Linked DNA regions of Homo sapiens: regions 2, 3, 4, 5, 6 and 7 are each linked to region 1. Evidence: chromatin loops called from intact Hi-C (ENCODE). Cell type or tissue: CD4-positive, alpha-beta T cell. All regions are shown on one strand. Region 1 holds the start of LOC124904530 (a long non-coding RNA gene). Region 2 has its middle 48 kb from the start of ITPKB-IT1. Region 3 overlaps ITPKB (inositol-trisphosphate 3-kinase B). Region 4 overlaps ITPKB (inositol-trisphosphate 3-kinase B). Region 5 has its middle 16 kb from the start of PARP1. Region 6 holds the start of ITPKB (inositol-trisphosphate 3-kinase B). Region 7 overlaps ITPKB (inositol-trisphosphate 3-kinase B).

Region 1 (4,000 bases):
GCATCAAATTCTCCAAAGTGGATTTTGTTGTGGTTGTTGTTGTTGTTGTTTTGAGATGGAGTCTCGCTCTGTCGCCGAGGCTGGAGTGCAATGGTGCGGTCTCGGCTCACTGCAACTTCCGCCTCCCGGGTTCAAGTGATTCTCCTGCCTCAGTCTCCCAAGTAGCTGGGATTACAGGCGCCCGCCACCGTGCCTGGCTAATTTTTGTATTTTTAGTAGAGACAGGGTTTCACCATCTTGGCCAGGCTGGTCTTGAACTCCTGACCTCGTGATCCACCCGCCTCACCCTCCCAAAGTGCTGGGATTACAGGCGTGAGACACTGCGCCCGGCCTCCAAAGTGGATTTTTGCTCAATATGTTCTATTCCCAGCTGTCTCAGACATGGGTGGGGTAATGACTGATTCCTAAATCCGTTGACCTCAGCTTTTTTTTTGACACAGGGTTTCCCTCTGTCGCCCAGGCTGGAGTGCAGTGGTGCAATCACATCTCACTGCAGCCTCAACCTCCTGGGCTCAAGCAATTCTCCCAGCTCAGCCTCCTGAATAGCTGGATCTGCAGGCCCGCACCACCATGCGTAGCTACATTATTTATTTATTTTGTAGAGATGGGGTCTCCCTATGTTGCTCAGGCTGGTCTCATACTCCTGGGCTCAAGCGATCCTCCCGCCTCGGGCTCCCAAAATGCTGGGATTTACAGGCATGAGCCGCCAGGCCCGGTGACCTCAGCTTTTACCCAGCACCATCAAAGCAGGACGCACTGCACAAACCTGAACATTAGCTGTTGTCTAGCTGCCGGAGTATGCCTGGGGAACAGTCACAGTTGTTGCAGCTACACAGCATGTGTGCGTTTGTGAGTCTGGAGTTGGAGTTGAGTGAGACCCTGATACTAGGGAAAGAGACGGAAAGCCAGACTCTTACTTAAGGGCTTCTATCGCAGGAGGGAAGATTTCTTCCAAGAGCTCAGTGCAATAAATGAAAGAAATTTAGAAGGCTGCCAGGCTCAGGGCAGCCCCGGAGCATCAGAAGTAGGAGGCTGAGGGTCGGGAATGGGGAGCAGGGGTTAGAACTGAGGAAGCAGGGGTTAGAACTGAGGGGTTGCTGAAGACACCACCACGTTTCAGAACTCAGGATAGGGCCTGCCTGGGGACTCGCACAGAGGAGAAGGAACCGGTAGTCTAAAATACTAAAACGTGTGGAATTCCTGCATGGAGGCTTCCTACTGGGAGTGTAAAATTTCTGTGAGAACTGTAAGAAGTAAGCAAACAGCATCAGAGGACATGAGCCCCGTGGAAAGTGCCTCAAAGTGTGGTTTGAGGATTACCCGCCTGAGACTCCAAAGAGGTGTTTGCCAAAAAAGGCAGATTCTTGGGCCACACCCGGCTCTATGGAGTGGGAAGCGCTGAGGGTGGGGCCTGGGCGCCTGCTCTCAGAACTGGTGCCGCTGAAAGCTTGCAGAGCCCAAACGCTGCGAGGAGGTCGCACCAGCAAGTGAGGAAGCAGAAGGGATGGCTTCCTGCGCCTCCCACACAATTTTCAACTTTTCAGGAAGTACCATAGGAGAAGTCAAGGTAGATGAATACGTTTTTCTTTGGTCCCTAGCATTTTTCTTTTAAAATTTTATTTTCCTTTTGAAAAAGAATGTGAGAACAAAGTCTGAGAACGAATGTGAGAACGAATCTCGAAACGTGAGAAAAAGGCCTTCTTCCCCCCCTCCACCTCCCCTGCGTGGTCCTTGGGTGCTCTGTGAACGGTGACCCCACCCTCACAGGGACCCTGACTCCTGAGGGGTCACCACTCATATCCTGTGAGAGACTACGCTATTCCCTGATTCAGCGGGGTCTCCAGGTCTGAACGCCCAAGGCCAACACAGAGGCCTAAAAATAGAGCCCGGGAGGCCCAGTCAAACCGGAAGAGAGCCAGAGGCCTCCCTGGAGTCCCGAAGACGATCTGAACCAAGGAGCCCAGCGCCCTCTAGCGGGAGACAAGCTGCTTCGCGGCCCTGGTCTCCGGTCAGAGGCACTGGGCTGGGGCTGAGCACTCCGAGGCGGAAACCAAAGGGTGTGCCCCTGGGGACACCGCCTCAAGACCCCTGACTGAGGCTCCAAAAGGAAAAATTGTGCCACTTGTGTTTTACGAACTTCAACGTAATTGTAGGATACATTGCTGTAATGTATAATGTTGTAATAATGATTACCTTCTATAACCACAGATTTTTATATTTATTTATTTATTTATTTTTGAGACAGAGTCTTGATCTGCCACCCAGTCTGGAGTGCAGTGGCACGATCTCAGCTCACTGCAACCTCCGCCTCCCGGGTTCAAGCAATTCTCTGCCTCAGCCTCCTGAGTAGCTGGAATTACAGGCGCCTGCCACCATGCCCAGCTAATTTTTGTATTTTTTGTAGAGACGGAGTTTCACCATCTTGGCCAGGCTGCTCTTGAATTCCTGACCTCGTGATCCACCCGCCTCGGCCTCCCAAAGTGCTGAGATTACAGGCGTCAGCCACCGCGCCTGGCCGACTTTTATTTCTTTACTTATTTACTTATTTATTTATTTTCTGAGATGGGGTCTTGCTCTGTCGCCCAGGCTGGAGTGCAATGGCGTGATCTCAGCTCACTGCAACCTCTGCCTACTGGGTTCAAGTGATTCTCCTGCCTCAGCCTCCCCAGTAGCTGGGATTACAGGCACGCACCACCATGCCCGGCTAATTTTTGTATTTTTATTAGAGATAGGATTTCACCATGTTGGCCAGGCTGGTCTCAAACTCTTGACCTCAGGTGATCCACCCTCCTTGGCCTTCCAAAGTGCTGAGATTACAGGCGTGAGCCACTGCCCCTGGCCTAGCATCACAGACTTTAGACCCTTTTCATTACTTCTCAGTGAGACCAAGGTTCCTATCACTAAATTCACATGCACATAACATATAACCTGGAAGGGTACCCAAGCACCTCCGACAGCTGCACCAAGATTCCATCTGGGAAAGCTGTTCTCTGGGGGAACATACAACTTTGGGATGGGTGCTCAGGAGCCTTAATAGCAGAAAAGGACCCCTTGCAAGTCAGAAAATTTGGCTGAATCATTCCAGGCACTCTCTGAGGGGGCAGATGTCTCTGCTGGCTAATTGTTCCCCCACCTGAAGACATCAACTCAGTTTTCCCTAAGTCAGAGAGAAAACATACTCCTACTGTACATATTTCGAGAAAGGAAATATACAGCTGAACACTGAAGTGCCCAGTTAGGCTTTGAAGAAAAGGATTGTGGCCGAAAGACACCAGGCTTTTAATAAAAGCTAAAAAGCAAAAGTGTATACCACCTCACACCCATGCGGATGGTGACTATTAAAAAACTAAAGAAAGAAAGAAAATAAGTGTTGGTGAGGATGGAGAAATTGGAACTCTTGTCCTCTGTTAATGGAAACGTAGAATGGTACAGCTGCTGTGGAAAGCAGTATGTCAGTTCCTCAAAAAATTAAAAATGGAATGACCATTCAATTCGGCAATTCCACTTCTTTTTCTTTTTTTTTTTTTTTTGAGACGGAGTCTCGCTTTGTTGCCCAGGCTGGAGTGCAGTGGCACAATCTTGGCTCACTGCAACCTCTGCCTACCAGGTTCAAACGATTCCCCTGCTTCAGCCTCCTGAGTAGCTGGGATTACAGGCACCTGCCACCACGCCCGGCTAATTTTTGTATTTTAGTAGAGACGGGGTTTCACCATGTTGGCAAGGCTGGTCTCAAACTCCTGACCTCATGTGATCCGCCTGCCTCGGCCTCCCAAAGCACTGGGATTACAGGCGTGAGCCACTGCGCCCGGCCCCAATTCCACTTCTGAGTGTGTAACTACAAAAATTGAAAGCACAGTCTCAAAGAGATAGCTGCACACCTTTGTTCATAGCAGCATCATTCCGAATAGCCAAAAGGTGGGGGCAACACAAATGTCCCTCAACAGAACAACAGATCACCAAAATGTGGTGTATACCCACAAAGGAATATGATTTGCCCTTT
Region 2 (4,000 bases), 200 kb before region 1:
GACCAGCCTGACTAACATGATGAAACCCCATCTCTAATAAAAATACAAAAAATTAGCCAGGTGTGGTGGTGGATGCCTATAATCCTAGCTACTTGGGAGGCTGAGGCAGGAGAATCGCTTGGACCTGGGAGGCGGAGGTTGCAGTTAGCCAAAATCGCGCCACTGTTCTCCAGCCTGGGCAATAAGAACAAAACTCTCAAAAAAAAAAAAAAAAAAAGAGAAACCACTCATTATCCCATCACTCAAACCAATCTCTGTTAATAATCTGATGTTTTTCTTTTAATTCTGAAACTTCAGGACTCACTGGCACATCCACTTCTCAATTCTGCATTTCTCACTGAGTGCGGCAGTGTGTGTCTGCCTGCCTGCTGCGCCCCAGCAATCCTCTGATGCTATCCCCATGACTCCTGCCCAGGTCTGGTTCCTGAACTCCAGGCCCACGTGTCCAGTTGGCCTCAGATGTGGATGTCCCACAGCCACCTGTAACTAGATGTGTCTCAACTAAACTCATTCCCTGCTCCCCTGCCCTCCAGTCCTGCCTGTCCTCCCATGCTCCCAGCTCAGGGTGGGCCATCCCCATGCTTCTGGCCTACCAGCCAGTCATTCTCGGGACACCCAGGCCCACGATGTTACAGCCACAGTGGAAGGGCATCCATGCAACCTCATCGTCATCTCTCCTGCTCATGGCCTTGACCTCACTTCAGGACCCCATCATCTCTCCTCTGCTTCACCTGACCTCCTCCTAATGAATCTCCTCGCATTGTCTTCCCTTCTTTAAGCCACAGGCAGCCAGAGTGACCCCATCACATGCAAATGTGATCTCATCATGCCCCACCTTGACAGCCTCCAAGGACACCTGCTTGTCACTGCAGGAAAGTCCATGCGCCTCACCCTGGCTCCCCAGGTCGTGATCCAGCCCTGACCCCTTCACCAGCTCCACAAGGGTCCTCTGCTCCCACTGCCTGGAGTGACTCCAGATGAAGCATGCTCTGGAGGTGCCTCTGTGACCTTCATGTTCTGCTCCATCCTCCAATCTCCTGGTGCCACGTCCTCTGCAAAGCCTCCCTTCAGTGACCTTCTTGTCCCTCTCCTGGGTCAGGCCTCCTCTGTACTCCGTGGAGCCCCATGTTTGCCCCACCACGGCCCTCTTCACACTGCATGCCATGTGCCTGCGAACCCGACCACTGCCACGCCATGCCCTATATCTGGGTTCTAATCCTGGCTCTGGCATTCACTAGCTGTGCAAACTTGGTCAAATTATTCAATCTCTCTGAGCATGTTTCCTAATTTATACATGTATTTATGATAACACTAATAGCACCCCCCTCAACTGGGGGTGCTAGTAGTGTACAGATGAAATAAAGTAACCGGTGTACAGTGTGCACCACCCTGCCCAGCACACAGGAAGCCCTCCCTAACCTTTGGTTTTGGCGATTCCTTCATCATTGCCATGGTCACTGCCTTTCTGCCAGGGCAAAGATGTAGCCAGGCTGGGAGAAGCCATGAAAGAAAGGGAGCTTTCTCTTCTCCAGGGCATTCCTGGGGGTACAGGATTGGACGTCGCTGAGCTCCTGACCCGTCTTCCTTTTCTTCGGGCACCTTGTAATGCACCCGACCGTCCAGAAGGGGGCAGCCTCTGCAGGCGGCGCCAGGCTATTTCAGACGCCTCTGTAGGCGGCCCTCTTGATCTCACTCCAGCACGTGTTCTCAGAAAGCATGACTAAAATTGGGCATTTTTTTTTCCATTGAAATAAAAACAGGGCTGCTGTCGACAGCAAACTGGCTCTGTAAGATACTGTTTGTCCATAATTTGCAGAAGCTATTTTTAAAATAACCCAAACACATGTTGCCACATTGAAAGCCACAGAAATTAGCATTGCACTTTTTCCCCCCAAAACTGCTTTACTCATTCACAAGTTTGAAAAGGTACAGGTTGGAAGTTAGAAACCGTCCAGGATGTTAGTTAGCAACAGATGCACCGTTATCGACCCCAAATTCAAATGTTGAAGCCCTAACCCTTCATGTGTATTTGGAGATAGGGCGTGTGAGGAGATGGTAAGGGTTGAATGGGTCATAAAGGTGAGGCCCTAACCCAATAGGGCTAGTTGCCTTATAAGCAGAGGAGTGTGCTCTCTGCAGTGTGAGGACGTAGTGAGAAGGTGGCTGTCTGCAAGCCAGGAAGAGAGCCCTCCTTAGAAACTGAACTAGCCTGGCCTTGATCTTGGACTTTCCACCCTCCAGACCTGTGAGAAAATACATTTCAGTTAAGCCATGCAGTGTGTGCTGTGTTTTTATGGCAGTCCAAACAGACTGAGACAGGTGTCTGATGGCACTTTGACCCTCTCTTGTATTATTGTTGTCATTATTACATCAACTCGTTATTTTCTTGTTTAAAAAAAACCCTGCAAGCCCTCATGTCTTGCTAAAGCATGAAATCCATCTTCTCACTCCTGGTTTGCCATTCCCTTTCTCACTTGCTTGTTGAATTTGTCATCTCAGGCCCATGCATGGCACTTGAAATGCCAGGAGCGGGCCACAGCTGTTGCAGTAAAACAGCAAGAAAAATGACTTGTCCACTGTTTCGAGGTGTTTGTGGGAACTAGGATAATATTCCGTGTTTCTGTGGGAGGGCATGGGAGCCAGCCTGTGAGCTAAAGAGTAAACTTGGTTCTGCACAGTCAGTCTGCTGTGAGGAGAGAGGACTGGGGTGTGGGGGGTGCCTAGGTTGTGCTCCCCTGAAGGGTTTCAGAGAGCCCAGAACAAAAACAGTGCCTCCTTAGAGAGACCCAGGGTCCCCACCTGCATTAGTCCATTTTCACACTGCTATAAAGAACTACCTAAGACTGGGTAATTTATGAAGAAAAAAAAGGTTTCATTGACTCACAGTTCTGCATGGTTGGGGAAGTCTCAGGAAACTTACAATCATGGCAGAAGGCAAAGAGGAAGCAAGGCACGTCTTACGTGGTGGCAGGAGAGAGTGAGCGAGGCGGGGAAATGCCAAACACTTTTAAAACATCAGATCTTGTGGGAACTCACTTATATCATGAGAACAGCAGGGGGGAAACCACCTCTATGATCCAATCACCTCCCACCAGGTCCCTCCCTCGACATGTGGTGATTACAATTCAAGATGAGATTTGAGTGGGGGGACACAGAGCCAAACCATATCCCCACCCCACCCCAACTCCCCCAGTCCTGCTGGAGAGCAAGTCCTGCCAGTTGATCTTGGGGGCTAGAGCCAAGGGTTGCTGCAACTCAGCTGTCCATACTCCACAGGGCCTGGCCAGGTCCCCAAACCAGGACTCAGCTTGACAACGGCTGTCTCAGTAGTCCCAGAATAGTGCTGGTGCCGGGGCAAACCCCGCTGCTGTGGAGACCTCCTGGACTGCTCAGGAATAGGGCGCAGAGTCAGGGAAAGGTTTTGAACCTTGTTTCAAAGCCTGCATCTGTTGCCTACCAGCTGTGTGATCTTAGATGAGTTACTCACCCTCTCTGTGCCTCTGCTTTCTTACCTACAAAGTGGGGTCGACGAAGCTGATCATAGACTTTTTTATAAAGATTAAGCTACTTAGCTTTAATCACCTGGTATGGTGCCTGGCACAAAGCAATCTTTAATTGCTACTGGTTGCCATTATTCTCAGGCAGGAGTTGGCAAACTTTCTCTGTATAGGGCCAGATGGTAAATATTTTAGGCTTTGCAGCCGCGCGGTCTCCGTGACAACTACACAATTCAACTCTGCTATTATAGTACTAAAGCAGTTACAGACCAAACATAAATTAATGGCATGGCTGTTTCCAATAGACTATTTAGGAAATCAGGTGGGCCATATTTCTAAGGTGACGCCTGTTCAGAAGCTGGGCGGTTAAGGGAGTGGAAAAGAGGGGGCCAGGGGCCAGGCAGGTCTCTGACGCACAGAAATGTCACACACTAGAGGCAGCAGGCGAAGGGGCCACTCGTCCATGATGTCTTACTGGGCAGGGTTATTACAAGCCTGGGCCC
Region 3 (4,000 bases), 190 kb before region 1:
GGGCCAGATGGCAGGGAAGCGAGTGGCAAAATGGCTTGAGAGACAGAGTAGGTGTAGAAGAGAACTAGCACGGTAAATACAAAAAAAGAGAAAAAAAAAACAGAAAACAAAAACCCTAAGTAACAGAATAACCCTAAAATGATGCTACTTCATACTATGTTCACATATTTAATGTAACCCACAGCCAAGTATTGCCAATAAGAGGCCCCATGGGCCTCCTTTAATAAGCACATCATTTGCATATTAGCACATTGTTTGCAAACAGCTGGTGTCTGCCTAAAGTGCTTGGAACATTTTGTTCTCTTAAACAGGTCCCCTGTAATTTTTGTTCATATCATGATTTGCTTTAGCAAACTTCTTTCACAGATGGAGTAAGGATAACTTTTGGCCAGTCCATATTCATAGAATCTTTACGTCTGAATTAATGATGCCCCTGCCCTGCAAATGGCTGAAGCACAGACCACCAGGGTCCCTTCTAGCCCAAAAGTCACTATAGCTCCAGAGGCCCAGAGTTGACTTTGGCTCCCCAACGCCCCCGTCCTGCCTGCCTTCCAGATCACATGCTGCCACGAGGTCTCTCGTGCTCCACCGGGCGCGTGTGTGACCTTTAGCAAGTCGGCCCACACAGGAGCTCACCACTGTTTTAAACAAGAGCCAGGAAGTGTAAGTTGATTTCCTTTTTTAAAATCTGTACTTATACATCCTCATGTGTCCCACCCTCCACCCCCAGCAAGTGTCACTCACACTTCCAGCACAAAAGGGGAAATGTACATGTCCCGTGGGCAGGTTGACAGTTCCCCAGAGACCCCGGGGTGGTGGGGTGGGCAGTGGTTCCTCCAGACACACACACCTTGGTCCATAGTCTCCCTCTGTGTCCCTAGCTCCTGGACTCTCCCAGCTCCTGTACCTCTGACAGCAAAGGAGTGGGTGGCAAGCCCCAAGGAGCATGGGGCACAGAGCTGGGGGTTTTGTTCTTAAGAAGTCAGGCAAATTTTACATTCCCTTCCATATCAGACTCACTGGCTTTCAGTTAAAATTGGGCTTAAATAGGTTCTCCACGAATCTCCAAATGCAGAGACTTCAGGAAGAGGTGCCTGGAGCACGCCCTGGCATCCACCACATACCCTACAAGATACCCACACTACATTGGAGAAGCAGGAATCTAAGCCCTCCAGGCAGTAAGGCTTGTTTCAGAGGCAATAACAAATGATGCCAGGAGGCCACCGCGGCACCTCTGGAAGCCAGAAGCCTGCCTTCTTCCTGCCTGGCGCAGACCTGAGCTCCTCCCCTATTTCTATATCTGCAAGGGACTCTGGGCCCCATGACAGGAGCCCATGTATGCAGGCAGGGTTGACCAACTAGCACCAGGTAGGTGAGGGTCAAGAAAAATGTGCTCCTCCCTGGGGCCAGGGCCCAGAGACTCTATAGATCCCATCTTCCCCTGGTAGCACCCTTGGAGCTCAGCATGGCAGAGTGTGCCTTCTGAACTCATGGGTTGCAATTCCAAGTGGCACAGCTTCTGCTCGCCTCCTCTGGGAAGGCCTAGATCAGAGAACACAGCCAAGCTGGCTTCAGCCTTCTCTTGGCTCCTGGGTCTGGCCTGGAGCCGGCAGGTTTCCATACCAGATGGGTGGGGGGCCTTGCCTGAGCAGCCCTGGAGAGGCCACCAGGGCATCCCTGAGGCTGCTAATCGGAAGACACTTTGCTCACAGTCAACATGTGGTTCCCCGATGGTTTTGTGCCCCAACTACCAGAAAGCCCTGCTCCCAGCCAGGGACCAGGAACCCGGCCGGCCCCCTGGGCTCTCCGGTGGGGAGGCCCCGGCAGAAATAAGGCTGTGCTTGGCAGCACTCTAACAGCACTGGCCGCCAGGGGGCAGCAGGCCTCCGCAGGTGGTAGGTCCAGGCTGGTGCTTCCTAGGGGGCTCCCAGAGGCAGGGCTCATCTGGTAGGGTCCCCTCAGCAGCCAGGGACCCCCTCCAGCTCTACACCTGACCCACCTCTAAGACTGGGCATTTCTCTTCTAGTAGGTGACCCTCTCTACAAAAAGCAGTGCAAACACCACCTCCAAGCCCTGAAGTTAGGAAAATGACTAGAAACTCTCATCTCCTCTTCTACAAAGTGTCTTGTAGTGCAGTTCAGGAGGGTCAGTCAGGTGTAAGTGAAGGAAAAGTTAGGAACGAGAAAGGAAGCACAGGAGGAGGAAAGGAGGCCCAGGCGGGGGCCAGGGAGGGCGTGGGCAGCTCAGGCGAGTGGGGCATCCTGGGACATCTCGGTCAGGATGTCGACGAGGTTATTGAGCCCCGAGAGGTAGCCATCCTCCCGGTTCCCCTCCTGCCAGGGGACGTCATGCTGCAGGGTCTGGCCCTCAGGCAGGGGCGTGGTTTTCCCAAAGTCGATCATCCACACTTTGGCCTGTTCCTTCTTGTCGTGGATGAAGAGGAGGGAGCTGCCAATGACCTGAGGAGAACATGGGGGTGAAGGGTGAGCTGAAGCCCGGGCCTCGCCCTCCCCACTGCGGCCCGGGGCCTGGGTGACCAGGTGGGGAGGCTCGCTCAGGCCGGACAGTTGGGTGCCTGCAATTCCAATCCCCATTTTCAGACAGGCAGCAGAGCCGGCCCAAGAATGGCCATGCCTGGGCAGAGGGCATCGGGTTCCAGGGTCGGCGACCACCCTTCTGTGTGGGCAGCAGCAGGCACCCCTTCACCCCCTGACTCTGGCCTGCACACTTTCCACTCCTTCCCTCCCTCTTTCTTTCCTTCCTTCCTGCCTTCCTTCTTTTCCTTCCTTTCTTCCCTTCCTTCCTTCCTTCCAGACAGGGTCTTACTCTGTCGCCCCAGCTGGAGTGCAGTGGTGCAACCTCAGCTTACTGTAGCCTTGATCTCCTAGGCTCAAGCGATCCTCCCACCACAGCCTCCCGAGTAGTTGGGACTACAGGCATGCACCACGATGCCCGGCTAACTTTTTGTTTTTTATTTTTGTAGAGACAGGGTTTCACTATGTTACCCAGGCTGGTCCCAAACTCCTAAGCTCAAGCCATTCTCCTGCCTTGGCCTCGGAAAGTGCTGAGATTACGGGCATGAATCACACTGCACCTGGGCAAACTTTCCACTCTTTCTAGACCACAACCCAATCTGGGGCCTCGCCCTTCCGCCTCCTAGAACCTGACTCCTCCCAAACACTCTGCAGGGAACCACAGTGAAGGGGAAGGTGCCCAGGAGCGTCCAAACTATCCCGGGGCGGGGGTGGTGAAGAACCTGTTTCAAATGCACACAGCACCCCCACCCCAGCAGCACAACCCCTGCAGATTCAGCGTGGGCAGACCCTATAGGGCCTTCCCAGCCTGGCCCAGGGATAGTGGGCACCAAAGAGCCTGCCCCTCCTGGGTGAGCTCAGAGCCTCTGCATGGGAGCGAGGCGCTTTCCCAAATATGGCCACACATACCCCTGCATCACCTCAGTGGGGCCAGAGGAAGGCCGGGGGCACAGAAAGGGCTCAGGTGACATTCCAGCTTCCAGCAGTGCAGGGCAGGTGGGGCCCCTGGCGAGGCTGAGCCCAAAAAAGGGGCTTCCTCTTCGCAGGTGGAAAACAACAGACCCAAGCTGATTTGGCCTCTTTCTAGACCTTAAGGGAGACCCCAAAAAGTGTAGAACAAAATGCTTTTCCAAGAAATAAAAGCAGAAGTGTTGAAGAAGGGTGGGAACGGCTTTGAGACAGAGCTCTGTGGCCTTAAGTTCTCCCAGGCTTGGCCCCTGGGGTCAGGCAGCCAGGCAGCACCCCCATCGTCCAGAGAGGCAGCTGGGGCAAAGGGGGCTCTGGCAGGTGGCAGGAGGATGCTTCATCAAGTGGAAAGGAGAGGCCACAGGAGGAGCTGAGGGTCTGGGGGACAAGGAGAGCAAAGAACATTCCGAGAAGGACCGAGCTCCCTGCTAGGGGCACAGCAAAGCCTGAGTCTCCTCTCTGGGTGTGCCACCCCCTCCTCGCAGCCATCCTCTCCAGGC
Region 4 (4,000 bases), 140 kb before region 1:
GAGGAGAAGGTTTTTGTGGGTTTTTTTCCTTTGTCGGAAGGTTTTATTTGTGTGTGTGTGTGTGTGTGTGTGTGTGTGTGTGTGTGTGTGTGCATGCATATGTGTTTGTGTACTTTTAAGTTCAGAGGTACATGTACAGGTCACATAGGTAAACTTTTGTCATGGGGGTTTGTTTTACAGATTATTTCATCACCCATGTATTAAGCCTAGTACCCATTAGTTATTTCCCCTGATCCTCTCTCTCCTCCTACCCTCTACCCTTCAAAAGGCCCCAGTATCTGTTGTTCCCCTCTATGTGTCCATGTGTTCTCATCATTTAGCTCCCACTTATAATAACATGCAGTATTTGGTTTTCGGTTCCTGTGTTGGTTTGCTGAGGAGAATGGCCTCCAGCTCCAACCATGTTCCTGCAAAGGACATGATCTCATTCCTTTCTATGGCTGCGTAGTGTTCAATGGTGTATATGTACCACATTTTCTTTATCCAGTCTACCACTGATGGGCATTTGGGTTGATTCCATGTCTTTGCCATTATGGAACAGTGCTGCAATGAACATAAACATGCATGTGTCTTTATAATAAAATGATTTATATTCTTTTGGGTATATACCCAGTAGTGAGATTGCTGGATTGAATGGTATTTCTGTCTTTAGGTCTTTGAGGAATCGCCACAGTCTTCCATAGTGGTTGAACTAATTTACACTCACACCAACAGTGTATAAGCGTTTCTTTAAGGAAGAGAAGGTGTTTTGAATACATACCATCAGCCAGGCACCGGGCAACAGCTTTTGACATGTTACATTTAATATGGATCCCAAAATCCTCTTAGATGTAGACAACCAGGCTCAGAAAAGTTAAAGTGACCTAGCCAAAGTCACACAACAAAGAAATTCTGAGACTGGTCCTGATCTGGGGCTGTCAGGCTCCCAAACTGGTCCTCTCATCCCCACAGCAGCCTGCAGTAAACACACTCTCCAGGACAGGAGGCTGAGGCAGGATAACTCACTCCTCCTACGTCAAGCACTCACCTCCTGTTTACCCTTTCATCAAGAGGCTCTGACAAGCCAGTGGGCAGGGAGAGTTTCTTCAGATATAAAACAGGACTTTTCATAACCCTAGTATTTACGTCAACTGAGAAGGACAGACACTCAGACACAGTCGCACACACTTCACTCACACACAGGACCGTCAATTCAACGTGTCCACCTACCTCACAAGCAGGCAGGGAAATCAGGCCTGCATCTCAACACGTCAAAACTAGTTTCCTGCAATAGCCAAAAGGTGGAAGCAAGCCAAGTGCCATCGGCAGATGACTGGATAAACAAAATGTGATATAGACACACAATGGATTATCATTCAGCCTTAAAAGGGAAGGAAATTCTGACACATGCTACAACAGGGATGACCCTTGAGCACATTATGCTCCATGAAATAAGCCAGACACAAAAGGACAAACGCTGTATGACTCCACTTATCCCAAGTACCGAAAATAGGCAAATTCACAAAGACAGAAAAGTAGATTAATGGTTGTAGGGGCCTAGGAGAGAGGGGAGAGGGATTATTTAATGGGTAGTTTCAGTTTGAGAAAATGAAAAAGTTCTAGAGATGGATGGTGGTGATGGCTGCGTGACAGTGTGAATGGATGTAATGCCACTAAACTGTGCACTTAAAATGGTTAAAATGGTGAATTTTATGTTATGTACACTTTGCCACATTTAAAAAAAAAAAAACCTCTGTTTTTTCTCTTTGGAAATATGGATGTATAATCTCTTCCTCAAACAAACTCTGGGCACATGCATATGACCAGTGTCTTCTATTCTCTTCCCAGCCTCAGCCCATGAGGCTTCAGATGACAGAGGCAGGAGCCGTGCTGGGGTGGGGCCTGGCTGGGGGGACTCTGCATGCACAGTAAGCAAGCATTCTAAAATCGGCCCCAGAAAATCCCCCAAATGCAGCACAGAACGCCTTAGACTGGCCTGAGTCAACAGCAGGAAGGGGAGGGCCCACAATGAGCAGCCGCATCCCCTCCCCTGAAATTTGCAAAACAGTATTTTGGCTGGTGCATTTGGCCCAATATAGAGCAGAGCAAAACATTTTTATGGAGGAACAATGAAAAGAGACTGCTAGTCCTAAGACTGAGGTCTTTAGGAAAACTTCATTCTCTGACCCATTTCAACTTTCCCTAATAAATAACAATGCTGTAATGCCAAGCAGTCTATCATGCCACCTTAGCAGCTGTGCTCTGCTCCCAAATGTTCTGTTTATGTCTCCCCATCATGTCATTGTGATGGATTCAATTTTAAACTACCCCAAGCTAATAGCAAATCCCCCAGAGCTCTGGAAGCAGCTCTGTGTTGCGTGGGCCCTGATCATGAAGGTGGATTCAGTGGTCACCCAGGGCCCACCTGGAGTCTGTAGCACTCTTTTTCCTCTGGGCTCCCAGGTACCTGCTGAACCCCAAATGGGTGCCTACAAAGGTCCAGTGAGGAAAAGTTAAGAGCCCCAGAAAAAACAAAGATAAAACGCCTGGGAGGGAATCAGTATTTATCAAGGGCCTACTACATGCAAGAGCCTTCAAAACCCTGTAACTTTCAAGTTTTATACATGAGGAAATGGAAGAAATTCAGCAATATGTCCAAGGAGCAGAGCTAGGATTCAACTCTAAGTCATCTGACTCTAAAGCTTACACTCTTTCCATTACACTAGGCTGCCTCTCAAAATCATGTGGGTTTTTTTTTTCCCCTGGTTCTTGTTTTTTATAATCCTGCTTGCCTGGCTTCTAAACTTCTCCAGCTTTTCCATAGGCCCTAGCCCAACCCAACTTTCCATTTGGGTAAAAGGAAGATCATCCCAGCTGCTGTGTCCCAAGTCACATGAAATGGCGGGAAGACATTTCATAAACACAAGTTCAAAAGCCCCTTTAAATAGATAGGAAAGTGGAAATTATTTTTAAGGGGGTAAACTTCTAAAGAAAGCATTCCCATTCTGCAGCCCTGGACTTCTTAACATAAACCACCAGGTCCAATTCTCACCCTACACTGCCACAGAACAGCTGACGCTAAACTTGGGCTCCAAAGCCTCTGTCTTCCTCCAGAGAGCCTGGCAGTCTGTGTAATAAGTGTGCTGGCTATTTCTGAGCCGGCCACTAAAAGGGAAAGCCACCCCCAAATCACCACTCAGCTTAGTCCCAAGAATGAGAGCTGAAGGTAGCATGTCACGCAGGGGATTTATTCTTCAAATGTAGAATTGTTAGTGCTCAAAATATAAATACTCAGGTTTGAAGAACATACCAACTTCTTTAAAAAAAGAAAAGGGTAAAAAACTCCCCCATGCAACTGTGAATATACTCTCATTTCTCCTCCTCCTCCTTTCCTGACAAGAGCCAACAATCAGCAGACAACAAAATCTCAACATCTGGCTCCTAAGTCCACAGCTTTCAGCTTTTTCCTGGGCCTGGGAACTTTTGCCTCAAACAAATCCCTGATGAGCTGCTTCAAGTGTGATGGTAATAAGGTTCGGCTGCTCAGGGAGCAAGGCAGGCATGTGAGCCGTGGCTTGGGTGCTCTGTCCTCCAGGGTGGTCCAGAAGCCCTTGAAGGTAGCACATTACAAGAGCCACTTCTGGTCAACTTCGGTGAGCAGACAGCACCCAGCTCTGCTTTCTCAGGAGCAGGACTGCAGTTTCTGTTGGGAATAGTGACAGCCAAAAACTCAGAAGCAGAACACACAAGACACTGAGCTGAGATCTCTTCGGGCTTCTGGAAGCAGTCAGACCCTCCACCATGCCCTTCCTTTCCCTAGCTGGTCTAAACTGCTGTCGAGCGATGATGGGCAGCTCTTTGCACACAGATATTAGGAAAACCCCTGCCTAAGAGTCACTGCTTTAGAATTTAATTTCTAGACTTTAGAACCACTTCCTACTGGGTCCGTAGAGATCACTGCCTGTCCCCCTACTGACATGTTTTATTGTAAGCAATCTAATTTATGGTGTGCTCAGTATAT
Region 5 (4,000 bases), 400 kb before region 1:
CACATTCATATATTTCATAATAAAAGGGTTTTTTGTTTGTTTGTTTTTTTGAGACAGGGCCTCACTCTGTTGCCCAGGCTAGAGAGCAGTGGCGGGATCTCAGCTCACTGCAGGCTCAACTTCCTGGGCTCAACTGATTCTTCCACCGCAGCCTCCTGAGTAGCTGGGACTACACGCACCCACCAACACACCGGGCTAATTTTTGTATTTTTTTTTTTTTTGTAGAGACGGGGTTACACCATGTTGCCCAGGCTGGTCTCAAACCCCTGGGCTGAAGCAATCCACCTATCTCGGCCTCCCAAAGTGCTGGTATTACAGGCATAAGCCACTGTGCTTGGCCCAATTTCACAATAAAAAGTTTCAAACAACAAACCAAGAGCAGACAAACCCAACGGAAGCTCTCCGCAGCACTTCTGCCCTGGGTCTGTCTTTGGAGGTGGGAAGCAACATGTTGCGAAGCGCAGGGCTCTCGGGCAGTCTGATTGTCCTTGCAGTGAGTGAGTCTGCTGGAGTATGAAGCAGGATCCATTGCACTGTGCCCATCTGCTTGAGGGGTCTGCCTATAGTGTAAGCAAGGGCCATGGAAGGGCAGGTGTCCTTGGTCCAGGGAACAGTGTCTCTCCATAGGATCACTTCTTTCTGGGCATCCTTAAAGGGGAAATAAATTAACAGCCCTACCCTGTAACCGCAAACTATGGTTTCCCAAGGGTCTGTGCCCAGTGGGTGCTGGTGCCCATTAACAGGCAGCTTCTTTGGGGCCACTCATCAACAGGACCTTGTTAAAAGTAAGGATTGAGCCTCTGGGAGATTACAGAGCTAGCCATTCAACAAGTCCAGCTTAGAGTTTTCTCAGAAATTAAGGGAAGAAGAAAGCTTTTGACTAGGTCCCTGACAGATAATCTAGGTCCTCATTCCAGAGTCACACAAGGCATGCTAGTTAAATTGCCCAGGTTGTGAAATCCCAGGAGGACCTGCCTCTTGCTAGCTCTGTGTCTATAAGCAAAGTTCTTCATCTCTCTAGGCCCATCTGCTCACCTGTAAAATGGAGATAATAGTAGTATGTACCTAGGAGGCCAATGTGAAGATTAAGAAAGATAATGCATGTTAAGACTCTAGTGAGGCCCACAGAGGAAGCTCCATAAATATTTGATATTAAATGAATGCCCTCTGGTCAAGACTTGCCAGCCTGAGAAGAGGCCATGCTCTGAGCACTCACATTCTCGAGATGTAATTGTGATGGTGACAAGATGGCCATTCCACAGGGAGGCCAGTTGACTGGTGCTCAAGGAATGACCAGGTGGCCTGACCTTGATGGGCTCACCATGTTCTAGGGTCTGACACTGAGCTTTCTTAGTCTCGTAACTCAATTTTGTCCACGTATCCAGAAGGAATCCATTGGGAACCCATTGGGAGACTGATATGAAAATCAGGACACCAATTTATTAATTTACCATGGGAAATAGCAGTGCTTGGGGGCCAAGTGTGGTGGCTCACAGATGTCATCCCAACACTTTGGGAGGCCGAGGCAGGGGGATTGCTTGAGGCCAGGCATTCGAGACCAGCATGGGAAACACAGAGAGACCCTGTCTCGACAAAAACAATTTTTTTTTTCTGAGGCAGGGTCTCGCTCTGTTGCCCAGGCTGGAGTGCAGTGGCATGATCTTGGCTGACTGCAGCCTCCTCCTGTCAGGCTCAACTGATCCTCCCACCTCAGCCTCCCAAGTAGTTGAGGCTACAGGCGTGCGCAGGATGCTACAAGCATGCCAGGATAATTTTTGAATTTTTTGTATAGATGGGGTTTCGCCATGTTGCCCAGGCTGGTCTTGAACTCCTGGGGTCAAGCAATCCCCTTGGCTTGCCCTCCCAAAGTGCTGAGATTACAGATGTGGGCTACCACACCCAACCATTCTACAAAAAATTTTAAAAAGTTAGGTAGTCATGGTGGCATGGGCCTGTAGTCCCAGAGGTTGAGGTGGGAGGATGGCTTGAGCTCAGGGCTGCAATGAATTGTGATTGTGCCACTGCACTCCAGCCTGGGTGACAGAGTGAGACTCCGTCTCTTTAAAAAAAGACAAAAGAGAGAGAGAGAGCGAAATAGCAGTGCTTGGTAGACTGAAATTTGAAATCTGCTAGGCAGGGCTGTTGTCCTTTTAGGAAAAGGGATGGGAAACCAGCTGAGAATCTGAAGCTACAGGGAGAGCAAGGAACCAGCATCTGGGGTGAGGACAAAAGGATCTTAACGGCCAAAGTTACCTCTATTTGGCACCACCCTACTCCTCCTTTCCCTCTGGCCTATTGGCAGAGTGGAGCTTCTGAAGCAGGCTGCAAGTTGCCTTTGACTCTGATCTTGTTATGGGGTCAAGAACAATCTTTGCTTTTAAAATCTGGCTACTTATTAAATCTTTGAAGTTCGAAAGATTGACTAGGGCTTGGGGAGTTCATTCCATAGCCTGGAAATAAATTGCCCTATTGTCCACTAGATGGTGTTCAAAATACACACACTCACCCAGCACAGGCAACTCTGGAAACACACAAATCAACCTAATGAGGTGTGATGTTGATGAAAGAAACCCGCAAGATCTACTCCAGCCTGGGTTGGTTGTCTTGTTTAATTTGCCGGCAGCACACTTGGAGAAGAGATTTGGAAACTGGCAGGAGAGGAGGAAGATGCGCCTTTTAGACAATCCCTCTGGTTGCATTGTGAGGAAAGCTGCAAGGCTGCAGGCAGAGAAAATTGGGAGCTGTTGGAGCCATCCTGGTGAGAGGTGATGGCGGCCTGGACCAGGACAGTGGCAGTGGGAGGAGAGAAGAGGATAGTCCTAGGAGGCAGAAAAGGCAGGGGTTTGAGGGCAGACTGGATATAGCACTCTTTGAATTTGCTAGTTTCAATTTTTTTTTTTTATTTTTTGTTGTTTGTTTTTTCCTCTGCACGTTGTAAGCTCTGAAAGAGCAGAGATGTGGGCTTATCAGTGTATTTCCGGTGCTGCACAGAGTAGATACTCAATAGACTTTTTGGATAACAATGAATAACAGAGCTAACATTTTTTGCATGATAATGTGAGCCCTTCTAAGCACTGTACATGTATTAATTTCATTTATTACCCCTCAAATACACACCTGGGCCCTGGCCCAGATCCAAATCTCTGGGACAGAAACCTAGGCCAGTGTATTTTGAAAATCCTCCACAGGAAATCCTTTTCTTTTTAAATTTTTAATTATTATTTTTAGACATGGGGGTCTCACTATGTTGCCCATTCTGCAGTACGGTGATTACTCACAGGTGCGGTTCCACTACTGATCAGAACGGGAGTTTTGAACTGCTCCGTTTTTGACCTGAGTCAGTTCACCCCTCCTTAAGCAACCTGGTGGCCCCTTGCTCCCAGTGTGTCCGGAATTGGTGGGTTCTCGGTCTCACTGACTTCAACAATGAAGCCGCGGACCCTCGCGGTGAGTGTTACATTACAGCTCTTAAGGTGGCGCGTCTGGAGTTTGTTCCTTCTGATGGCCGGATGTGTTAGGAGTTTCTTCTTTCTGGTGGGTTCGTGGTTTCGCTGGCTCAGAAGTAAAGCTGCAGACCTTGGCGGTGAGTGTTACAGCTCATAAAAAAAGCGTGGACCCAAAGAGTGAGCAGTAGCAAGATTTATTGCAAAGAGCGAAAGAACAAAGCTTCCACACTGCAGAAGAATATCCCAGGAGGGTTGCCGCTGCTGGCTCCGGCAGCCTACTTTTATTCTCTTATCTGGCCCCACCCACGTTCGCTGACTGGTAGAGCCCAGTGGTCTGTTTTGACAGGGCGCTGATTGGTGCGTTTACAATCCCTGAGCTAGACACAAAGGTTGTCGAAGGCCCCACCAGAGTAGCTAGATACAGAGTGTCCATTGGTGCACTCACAAACCCTGAGCTAGACACAGTGTGCTGATTGGTGTGTTTACAAACCTTGAGCTAGAGACAGAGTGCCGATTGGTGTATTTACAATCCCTGAGCTAGACATAAAGGTTCT
Region 6 (4,000 bases), 89 kb before region 1:
AGCCCCCGCCCAAAGCTCCATAAACAACCGTGCGGCTGTGGAGATACAAGGAGAAAAGTCAGGACCCTGGAGGGCGCGCGGGGGGAGTTGGGGGTCGCCTGCAGAACCCAGAGAGAGCCCCGGGAACACAATCTATCCGGGACCCAGCGCCACCGGACATCTCACCTATGGGGACGGCGAGGCTCGGCGAGGGCATGCCCCGGCTGCCTCGGTCGCCAGCGCGGTTTCGGGTGTGCTTCCCCGCCCCCCACCTCGCCCCAGGCTGCGATGCGCTTTATGAGGTCCCTTCAAATCCCAATCCTAATACTCGTCTCGCGGACCGGCGAGAAGCGAGGTCCAAGTCCTTGGCTCCTAAGTATGCTGTGTGCGGGGCGCGGCTGACTCAGCTCTCCCGGGCTGAGGACACCCCAGCCACCGTCTCCGGGTCTCCCCAGCCTGAGCAAACATTGGCTATCCAGGGCAACCCGGCAGCCCTCGCCCTGGGCTTCAGGGTCTCCCTGCTCCACCCTCTCGGGGCATCAGAGACCGACCGGCTCGGAGGGAACCTAAGCGGGACCTGCCTTGCCCGAGCCGCTGCCAGCGCCCGGATCTGGGAGGGCGCCCGCGTGCCCGCCGTTTACCTTCCTGACCCTAGCCTTGGGGCTGTGTCTCTCGGCCTACGAAGGCCTGGGCGGGCAGCGGGGCCGCAGCCGAAGCATTTTTCAGGGCTAGCCTTGTCGCCTATCCCTAGACAAGTGTTTTGTGAGTGTGGGCGCACCGAGGTTCTACACGTTCTCTTTACCGGAACCAGTACTTGCTGCCCCCCTGCCGTCGTCCCCTATGGGGGGGTGTCTGTGAGTGTGTGTGTATACACGCGTGTGTGTATACGCCGCACGCGCGCGGAGCGAGTCCGCTCTCAGCGCGCCCTGTTGCCGAGGACGCGACTGCCCCTGCGGGCTCCCGGACCCGCGCCCACTCGGAGGAACTTAGGGGCGTGCATGGCTGCAGCCGGGCAGCAGCCCTAGGTGCACAGAGCCTCTAGCTCTGCAAACCTCCCAGGAGCCGGCGCTCTAACACCCCAGGGCAGCGCCGCGGAGCGCAGGGCTTCTCCGCATCCCGGGCAGCCTCGCCCGGCGCCAGCAGAGCCGCCCCGAGACCCCAGCCTGGGGACTCCTGGAGCGCGCTGAGGGAGGCGGCGCGGAGTGAGCGGCCCGGAAGGCGGGTAGGAGAAATGCGGAGACCTCGTCTCTCCCTATTTTCTCCCCACCGCCACTCCATGTCACCCTCCAAAATCAAACCCCCTTCCCTGCCTCCCCAGCCCACCCCTTTGCCCTGTTTCGGAACCAGGAACGCCGAGATTCGCTCCAGAGCAGAAAGTGAGGGAAAAGAGGGTTGTTCAGAGGCGAGAGCCATTAAAAGGCCGCCAAACTTACCTGCAGTTTCTCAGATTCTCAGGTCCTGTGTAGACTACATGCCCAGAGGCGCAAACCTCGTAGGGACGAGATGGCTTTAAAAGTAAAAATGCTCAGAAATTATTTTCTCACAAGCTATGGAAGACAAAAAAGAGGAGTGCGAAAGAGGGGGGAAAGCTCTTCGGTTCAGGGGCCCGGCGATCCCGGCAGTGGCGACGCCAAGCCGGCCCTGCACGCCCTTTTCGACCGTGGAGATACTGCCCCTGTCAGTGTCTGCTCCGGGCTACTTCAGTGTTTGTTCAATGCACGATTAAAAAAAAAAAAAAGAAAGAAAGAAAAGTTGTTGGGGGGGGGGGTAGTGGAGGAGGGAGGAGGGAGAAAGGCGGAGGCTTGGGGGAGGAAAGCAGGAAGGAAGTTGTGAGCCTGTCTGGGGTTGAACTCAGCGGAACAAGTTTTTCTTTTCTTCTTTTTTTTTTTTTTCTATTGCTTGGCAAGACGAGGGAGGGAAACACTTAAAAAAAAGTTTCCATTGTTAGCTAACAACAACAAAAAAGGCTTTTAACTTCTGCGGTTTAAAGATATACAATTCATTTTCCACCCCTCAATCGAGGCTTGCTGATGTGTCTAGCTTTATGAAACTATTTTTGAAAAATGTTTTTAATAAAGTTTTGAGTGTATGTCTTAAACAAAGCAAATCATGGGGACCTTTTTAGCATTTAAAAAAGGCTACAATCCTGTATAAACAGTTTGTGTTCTTGTACACAGTTCTGCAAATTCAAAGAAGGTACATTGAGGTCACCTTCCTGCAGAGTTGCAGGTTTTAAGTGCATCACAGTAGTATTTTGGAAGACTGGTTGGTCTATGAGCTGGGGATGGTTTTGCAGTGCAATTGGTAGATATATAAATACACCTTTACATGTCACATTTATTTATAAATGCACACGGCACATGTGACATTCGCATATTTTTGCACTTAATTCTCAGAATTATTTTAAGAAAAAGCATAGTCCTGAAACTAAGAAGGCTTGGGTAACGTCTGAAACCCCTCTTGCTCCTGTAGACCCTTGTAGACTGTCTCCTGTAGACTGGATCATTTTCAAGAAACTTTCTCCCCTACTATCAGCAAAAAAGGGAGAAAGAACATCAGCCAACATTACTGGGCAGGGGATCCTACCCCTTCTAAGCCCTGGCACTGCCAGTGTGTTTTACATAATTCTCTAAATCTTAAACTACAGCATTTAGTGAAAGGAGGGAAAACACAGCTGCACGGCTCAGGAGACTGAAACATCCAAAGCCTGAATTGGTCCTTATATCATGATTAGCTGAAATTCAGATGGAAATTTTGACTTTACTTGTAGCACACAGATCTCTTGCTTGTTTATGTAACAATACTGTTAAGTGAGCAAAGCAACCTGCTGCTCCATCAGGAAGAGGCTCATGCTAAATCTGAAATCAAGAGATCTTCTAGCCAAGAATACCTGAGAATCACACACTGTTGAAAACTTTATAATTTTTAAAAATTAGAAATGGAAGAATTGAACCTAATTACCCTCCTACCCTCAATGGGGCTTTTTTAAAAAAAAGCCCAATCCCAGAACTTTGGGAGGCCAAGGCAGGCAGATCACAAGGTCAGGAGTTCGAGACCAGCCTAACCAACATGGTGAAACCCTGTCTTTACTAAAAATACAAAAATTAGTAGGTCGTGGTGGTGCGCTCCTGTAATCCCAGCTACTTGGGTGGCTGCTGAGGCAGGAGAATCGCTTGAACCCAGGAGGTGGAGGTTGCAATGAGCCAAGATCTCACCACTGCACTCCAGCCTGAGCGACAGAGTGAGACTCCATCTAAAAAAAAAAAAAAAAAAAAAAAAAAAGAGCCCAGAGTTATTCAGGTCTCTGAGCAGTTATTCAGGATCTGAGCAGTTCCTAAGAAAGAGAAGCCAGCCCTCTCCTTGACCCTAATTTGGTTCCCTAGGGGCAAAAAAGAGGAGTTGCCAGTTTTCAGGAGACCCAGTCATTGGAGTTCATGTCTGAGGGGCCTTTGTTCTAGTAGAGGCCAATACCCATGTCAGGTGTCATGGTGGAAGAAACTGAAGGACCTAGCAATGCATACATTAAGCACAGACACTTAGCTTCCCAATCCCTGGGAAACCTCACTGCCACCTCACAGCCTGACATCATCAGGCTTCCGTAGCTGAGAAACTTAGACTTCTTGAATGTGCAGTCAACCTGAAGAATTATTGGTCAGAACGCAGCCAGCAGCTGTCAGGTGTGACATGCAGAAGGGGTTTCTGCCTTGGGCTCGAGGTGGGGCTAGCTGATGATTCTACCAGTCTAAAATTCTAACTGTGCCACCAAGAGCAACAGGGGTTGGGGAAAAGATGGAATAAAACCCATGTCTGGAAGCTAGCATAGTGAGCTTGCATCCTGAGAGAGAATCTAGTTGTCTTCCATGATTGTAAATGAACATGAGAAGAATATTTTACATAGTACTTATTTGCGAGACACTGTTCTAGACACATTATAAATATTTATACATTTTTATCCTCATTAAAAACCCTACGAGGCAGGCATCATTATTATCCTTATTCTACAGATGAGAAAATGAAAGCG
Region 7 (4,000 bases), 120 kb before region 1:
TATGCAGCAGGCTGTGGAGGGGACTAGGGTAGAGGCAGGCACAGTGGCTCCTGACATCCAACTTCCCCCCAACAAGAACTTCCTAGGTAAAGCAGAAGACGTGATACTTCCCTGACCTTCCTTTGTCTAAATATGAAACTTCCATGACTGGGGACCAACGGTGAGAAGCGGCAGTGGGCAGGGCCTAGCCCTCACCTGTCCCTGTCTACAGGCCCACCTGACCTGCAATTAGGTTTCCTCACTGTCATTCTCTCTTGGGCCATGTCTTACGGCATGATACTCCTGCCCAAGGACAGTGCTTAACTTGTTTGGTGCAGCACTATCTCCCTGCTTGAAGAGAGTCCCTTAGTAAAGCTTGCTGATGAGAGCAGAGCCTCATTTCTTGCAACCTTGCTTTATGGTTCCCTGTCTAGTATCCTGACAGCATCCTGCCTGGGGCCAGCACTAGCTCATAACTACCTGGGAAGAAATCACTCCCTAATGGGAAGATTCACAACCCACCCACCACAAAATTCAGCCACATCCCAGTGACAGATAAATCTGTCTTCCCTGCCCCTGTCTCCTCTCCCCTGACTCACGGCCTCCTTCAGAAGGTGCCGTGCTAACAGGTAGCATTGGAAAAGAAGTCTGGGGTGGGGCAGCTGGTGATTGGCTGGTGATAATGTCCCTCAGAAGAACAGAAAGGGGGAAACAAATGGAAGCACCTGTGTTCATGGTGAGCCCTTTTAACTAGTTATTTCTTTTTAGAAACGGGAGACAGAAAATAAACAGAAACTGCAGATAGCAATGAAGTAAGCAAGTAGGGGCCAGCTACGTAAGTTTCAGGGCCCAGTGCAAAGTAAAAATGCAGCGCCCTTGTTCAAAAAGCAGGAAAAAAGTGCCATAAAACGTACTAAAATAAACCGTTTCCTTCCTTTCTTCTGCAGGGTTTCTCTCAACTTGATACAGTGTTTCTTATTTGCTGTTTAATGAGTGCAGAGTCTCACAAGATGCTGGGATCCCGCCCCTTGACTCTGGCCACTCTTAAGCGTCTACTGCCGTCCTCTACCAGGTGCTGGGCCAGGAGCAGAGAGGTCCCCTCTTCCCACACACCTGCCTGGGCAGACCCAAAGCGATTACACACTCATGCTGGGACACGCTTGGTATTTGGATCTGGAGTGAGCTGGATTCTCATGCAGTTGTCCACTTTTTGGCCCTGCCAGCCTGGGGTAGGGATGGCCACCACACCCTGCCTTGGGACACCAGTGACGCCAACTCTATCCCTCCCTGAACCTTCACCCAGGCCCCTGATGGGATCAGAAGAGTCAGTAGTTGCCAGGGGTGGGGAGAAGGAAGTCAGGTGGGACTGGAGCCCAGAGAATTCATGCTTCATTGTCCCACTGGACTTCACTTACAAACACCAACTCAAAGAATTATTAAGAATTTCAAGGCAGCAATGGGCCAGGCATTCAACCCCAAAAGCAGGGCCCTTCTGAGCATGCGGCCTGTGCAACTGCATTCATGAAGCTGGCCCCACAGGTAATAGTGCTTATTAAGAGACATCTTATTAAGACATTCTTATTAAGAAAGAATGAAAACAAAGCCAAACAAAATGCACAAGATTCTCCAATTAACTGAGGGTGCTCAGTCAATTGGGTGCTCATAAATAGGACAAAAAAAATGAAAATTCTTCACTTAAAAAAATTTGGCCAACACCATGTCCAAGCTGACAGGACATTTCTCAGCCTAACATCCTCTACCTCCTTCCTACTCCACCTCCCCAAAATCCTTTGACTCCAGTTCGATATCCTCTTGAGATGTTGCCAAGGTAAATAATTCCTTGCAGTGGTTCCTAACCAGATGCAGTACCTGCCTCCAGCCCTAGAGGGTGTTTTGAAAGAGAGAGAGAGAGAGAGAGAGAGAGAGAGAGAGAGAGTGTGTGTGTGTGTGTGTGTGTGTGTTGTGTATGTTGCACAATGGCAAATAGTGCTCCAAGGCCCAGATGCCCAGATGCTCAGTGACCTTCAGTGTGCTGGACAGTCCCAAACAATGGGGATCGTCCGACCGAAAATGACAATCATGGGTTGTTTGAAAAAACTACCCAGGGAAATTGCAAGGAACCAACGCTTAAATGGAAACCTCCCAACCTGGACCTCCCATCATTTGTCCTGGCGATGACGAGTGCTGAACAGAAGTTCCTCAGGAGTGTTGCCCATCCCCATCCCCTCTGGAGTTTGAGCTGAACCCACTAGGGTGTCTGCTCATACTTAGCATCCCTCACCACCGTGTCCATCCCTGACCCAGAGACTCCATGTTAAAAGGCAAAAGGGGGAAGATGAGGGGCTTCCCTGTAGGCTGGTACCATGTTGGTCCCCAGCTCAGCTAGTGGGAAGCTCACTAGGGTGAGGTTGGGCATTTGCCTGGACATTTTTATTCTCCTCCCTGTTCTGCAAAAGGCCTCCCTGCGGGGAAGGTTTTCTCTCTCAGAAGGCGTCCCTCACCCTGGCCTCAGAGCTCCGGGAGAAGGGCTTCAGGAAATGTTCTCCCCGGTGGTGTACAGTAAGCCGCGAGGGTGGAAACTTAGCAAGAGTGAGATAATAGTCTTAGTTTTATATATAGCACCTGTGTCTTCCGGAGACCTCAGAGCATGGGGTAAGGGCAGGGTTTAAACCACCTTCCCACCGCACGAGAGATGGGCAGGGCTCACTGCGAGGCAACCCCTCTCTCTGAGTCCTGCTGCTGCCCCCTGTCCTGGCAGCCCAGACCCCCTTCCTGGGAACTGGCAGGCCCTCGTGAGGTCCATAGCCATCTGGCTCCCCAGCCTTCGTGGTCACTGCAGGCACAGTCCTGATCCTAGGATACGTGAAGGGTAAGTGGGTGTTCATAGCTACTCCACCTGAATGGACAACTGACAAGGTGAAGAAAGCCGAGGCTGTGTGCGCCACTGACAAAGGGCCTTCTTTACTCAAATTCCCAGAGCCTGGGCACTTGCAAACACTTCCTACATAGCTGTATGCAACATGCCCATTTTACAGCCGGGAAACAAAGACGTTGAAGGGAAGGTGGTCACCGTGAAGGGAGCGCTCGGCTGGAAGGAAGTGGGCTGGCATTGCCCTAGCCCTGCACTCCCTGGACGGCCTGTGACCTTGTTCAGGCCCGTCTGTCTGTTCTGGCCCTGAGCATTAAGGCTCCTCTTAAATTATCTGGTCCTGTGTTTCCTGCTTAAGCACCCAGAAGGGCAATATTGCTCTCCGAAGGAGAAAAGAACAATACAGATTGCAGGTGTGAAAATATTAGCGTCCCGGTGCATCACGGAGCACCCTGAGTGTCTGCTTGGGGAGGGAGGAAACACACAACCCAGATTAAGCAGCTATCAGCAAACCACAGGATGGTCAGTAACGCTCACGCAGCTGCACACAACTTCCATCGCACCCCTCCAGTGGGTGTACGCATGTGCCCACCCACACTTATCTACACACCCACATATCTACACCCATACATGCATGCATGCACGTAAACACACACTGCACACTTACCCATATACACACATGCATGCACACACACATACACACGTGCATATGCGCAAATAAATATACACACATATACACACACATACATACACACTCATGCTCCGCTAAGACACCAGAGGTGAGGAGACTCCGGACCCAGCTGGCTATTCGACCTCTTCGCATTTCTAGAATGCCCCCGCCCCCGGTTCCCAGACGGCTACTAATTCTGCCTTCCTTTGAGTTGCTGCCTGTGTCCCCTTCCTCCCACTCCCACATTTACCCTGGCTTCCTACACACCATGGGGCGAAACAGTTCAGAAATAGAGTGGAAACCAGGTTTGGAGAGAACACTTTATTAGGGAGGGAAGTGGCAAACAATTGCTATTTTTATTTTTGTTTCTCTAAGGCCTCTGTGCCCCCTCTGTCAAGGGGCGACAAGGACGGCGTCCTCCCCACAGGTTTCCGGTGTCATCCCGTTTTAGATCCACTACGGCCAGGCACCCTATCTCCTCA

Evidence for each region. A loop is a pair of places that touch in the nucleus more often than their neighbours do. Peaks named below come from ENCODE experiments on the same cell type or tissue, not always from the same donor. Only the 100,000 strongest peaks of a DNase experiment are listed, where the experiment ranks them.
Region 2: a loop joins it to region 1, with 6 times the contacts of the local background. A loop is called at or near these places in 108 of 110 quality-filtered maps.
Region 3: a loop joins it to region 1, with 5 times the contacts of the local background. A loop is called at or near these places in 109 of 110 quality-filtered maps.
Region 4: it touches region 1 in a loop (5-fold over the local background); 26 of 110 quality-filtered maps call a loop at or near these places.
Region 5: a loop joins it to region 1, with 3 times the contacts of the local background. A loop is called at or near these places in 29 of 110 quality-filtered maps.
Region 6: it touches region 1 in a loop (6-fold over the local background); 78 of 110 quality-filtered maps call a loop at or near these places.
Region 7: a loop joins it to region 1, with 4 times the contacts of the local background. A loop is called at or near these places in 29 of 110 quality-filtered maps.

What each region holds. Positions count from the first base shown.
Region 1 is chr1:226,826,279-226,830,278 of GRCh38, forward strand. It overlaps LOC124904530 (a long non-coding RNA gene), which reads left to right and starts at 1,422. Exons shown (of 2, transcript XR_007066909.1): 1 at 1,422-1,567. RefSeq lists an enhancer at 1,810-2,104. In CD4-positive, alpha-beta T cell, CTCF peaks have their summits at 1,985 (motif pointing left) and 2,188; DNase peaks (open chromatin) are centred at 1,353 and 1,973; H3K4me3 peaks cover 481 bases.
Region 2 is chr1:226,625,018-226,629,017 of GRCh38, forward strand. No RefSeq gene overlaps it. Among named protein-coding and RNA genes, the nearest start is that of ITPKB-IT1, 48 kb to the right of the region's middle. RefSeq lists an enhancer at 2,923-3,022. In CD4-positive, alpha-beta T cell, CTCF peaks have their summits at 1,631 (motif pointing right) and 1,832; DNase peaks (open chromatin) are centred at 1,654 and 2,994; H3K4me3 peaks cover 389 bases.
Region 3 is chr1:226,632,428-226,636,427 of GRCh38, forward strand. ITPKB (inositol-trisphosphate 3-kinase B) reads right to left here. Exons shown (of 8, transcript NM_002221.4): 8 at 1-2,459. The coding sequence ends at 2,244. Among named protein-coding and RNA genes, the nearest start is that of ITPKB-IT1, 41 kb to the right of the region's middle. RefSeq lists enhancers at 481-630, 2,737-3,520. In CD4-positive, alpha-beta T cell, CTCF peaks have their summits at 1,856 (motif pointing right) and 2,058; DNase peaks (open chromatin) are centred at 1,884, 2,317 and 3,134; H3K4me3 peaks cover 567 bases; H3K27ac peaks cover 1,946 bases.
Region 4 is chr1:226,689,522-226,693,521 of GRCh38, forward strand. All of the region lies in intron 2 of ITPKB (inositol-trisphosphate 3-kinase B), which reads right to left. Among named protein-coding and RNA genes, the nearest start is that of ITPKB-IT1, 16 kb to the left of the region's middle. In CD4-positive, alpha-beta T cell, no CTCF peak of the experiment used is centred here; DNase peaks (open chromatin) are centred at 1,150 and 1,940; H3K27ac peaks cover 3,486 bases.
Region 5 is chr1:226,422,194-226,426,193 of GRCh38, forward strand. No RefSeq gene overlaps it. Among named protein-coding and RNA genes, the nearest start is that of PARP1, 16 kb to the left of the region's middle. RefSeq lists a silencer at 2,451-2,500. In CD4-positive, alpha-beta T cell, CTCF peaks have their summits at 2,477 (motif pointing right) and 2,681; DNase peaks (open chromatin) are centred at 2,518 and 3,628; H3K4me3 peaks cover 1,274 bases.
Region 6 is chr1:226,737,629-226,741,628 of GRCh38, forward strand. ITPKB (inositol-trisphosphate 3-kinase B) reads right to left here and starts at 1,654. Exons shown (of 8, transcript NM_002221.4): 1 at 1,413-1,654; 2 at 1-35. RefSeq lists enhancers at 288-787, 1,411-1,660 and a silencer at 951-1,190. In CD4-positive, alpha-beta T cell, no CTCF peak of the experiment used is centred here; DNase peaks (open chromatin) are centred at 433, 943 and 1,803; H3K4me3 peaks cover 2,896 bases; H3K27ac peaks cover 2,858 bases.
Region 7 is chr1:226,709,529-226,713,528 of GRCh38, forward strand. All of the region lies in intron 2 of ITPKB (inositol-trisphosphate 3-kinase B), which reads right to left. Among named protein-coding and RNA genes, the nearest start is that of ITPKB, 28 kb to the right of the region's middle. RefSeq lists enhancers at 2,182-2,231, 2,422-2,481, 2,842-2,921, 3,422-3,491. In CD4-positive, alpha-beta T cell, CTCF peaks have their summits at 1,854 and 2,056; DNase peaks (open chromatin) are centred at 1,853, 2,583, 3,043 and 3,408; H3K4me3 peaks cover 2,401 bases; H3K27ac peaks cover 3,539 bases.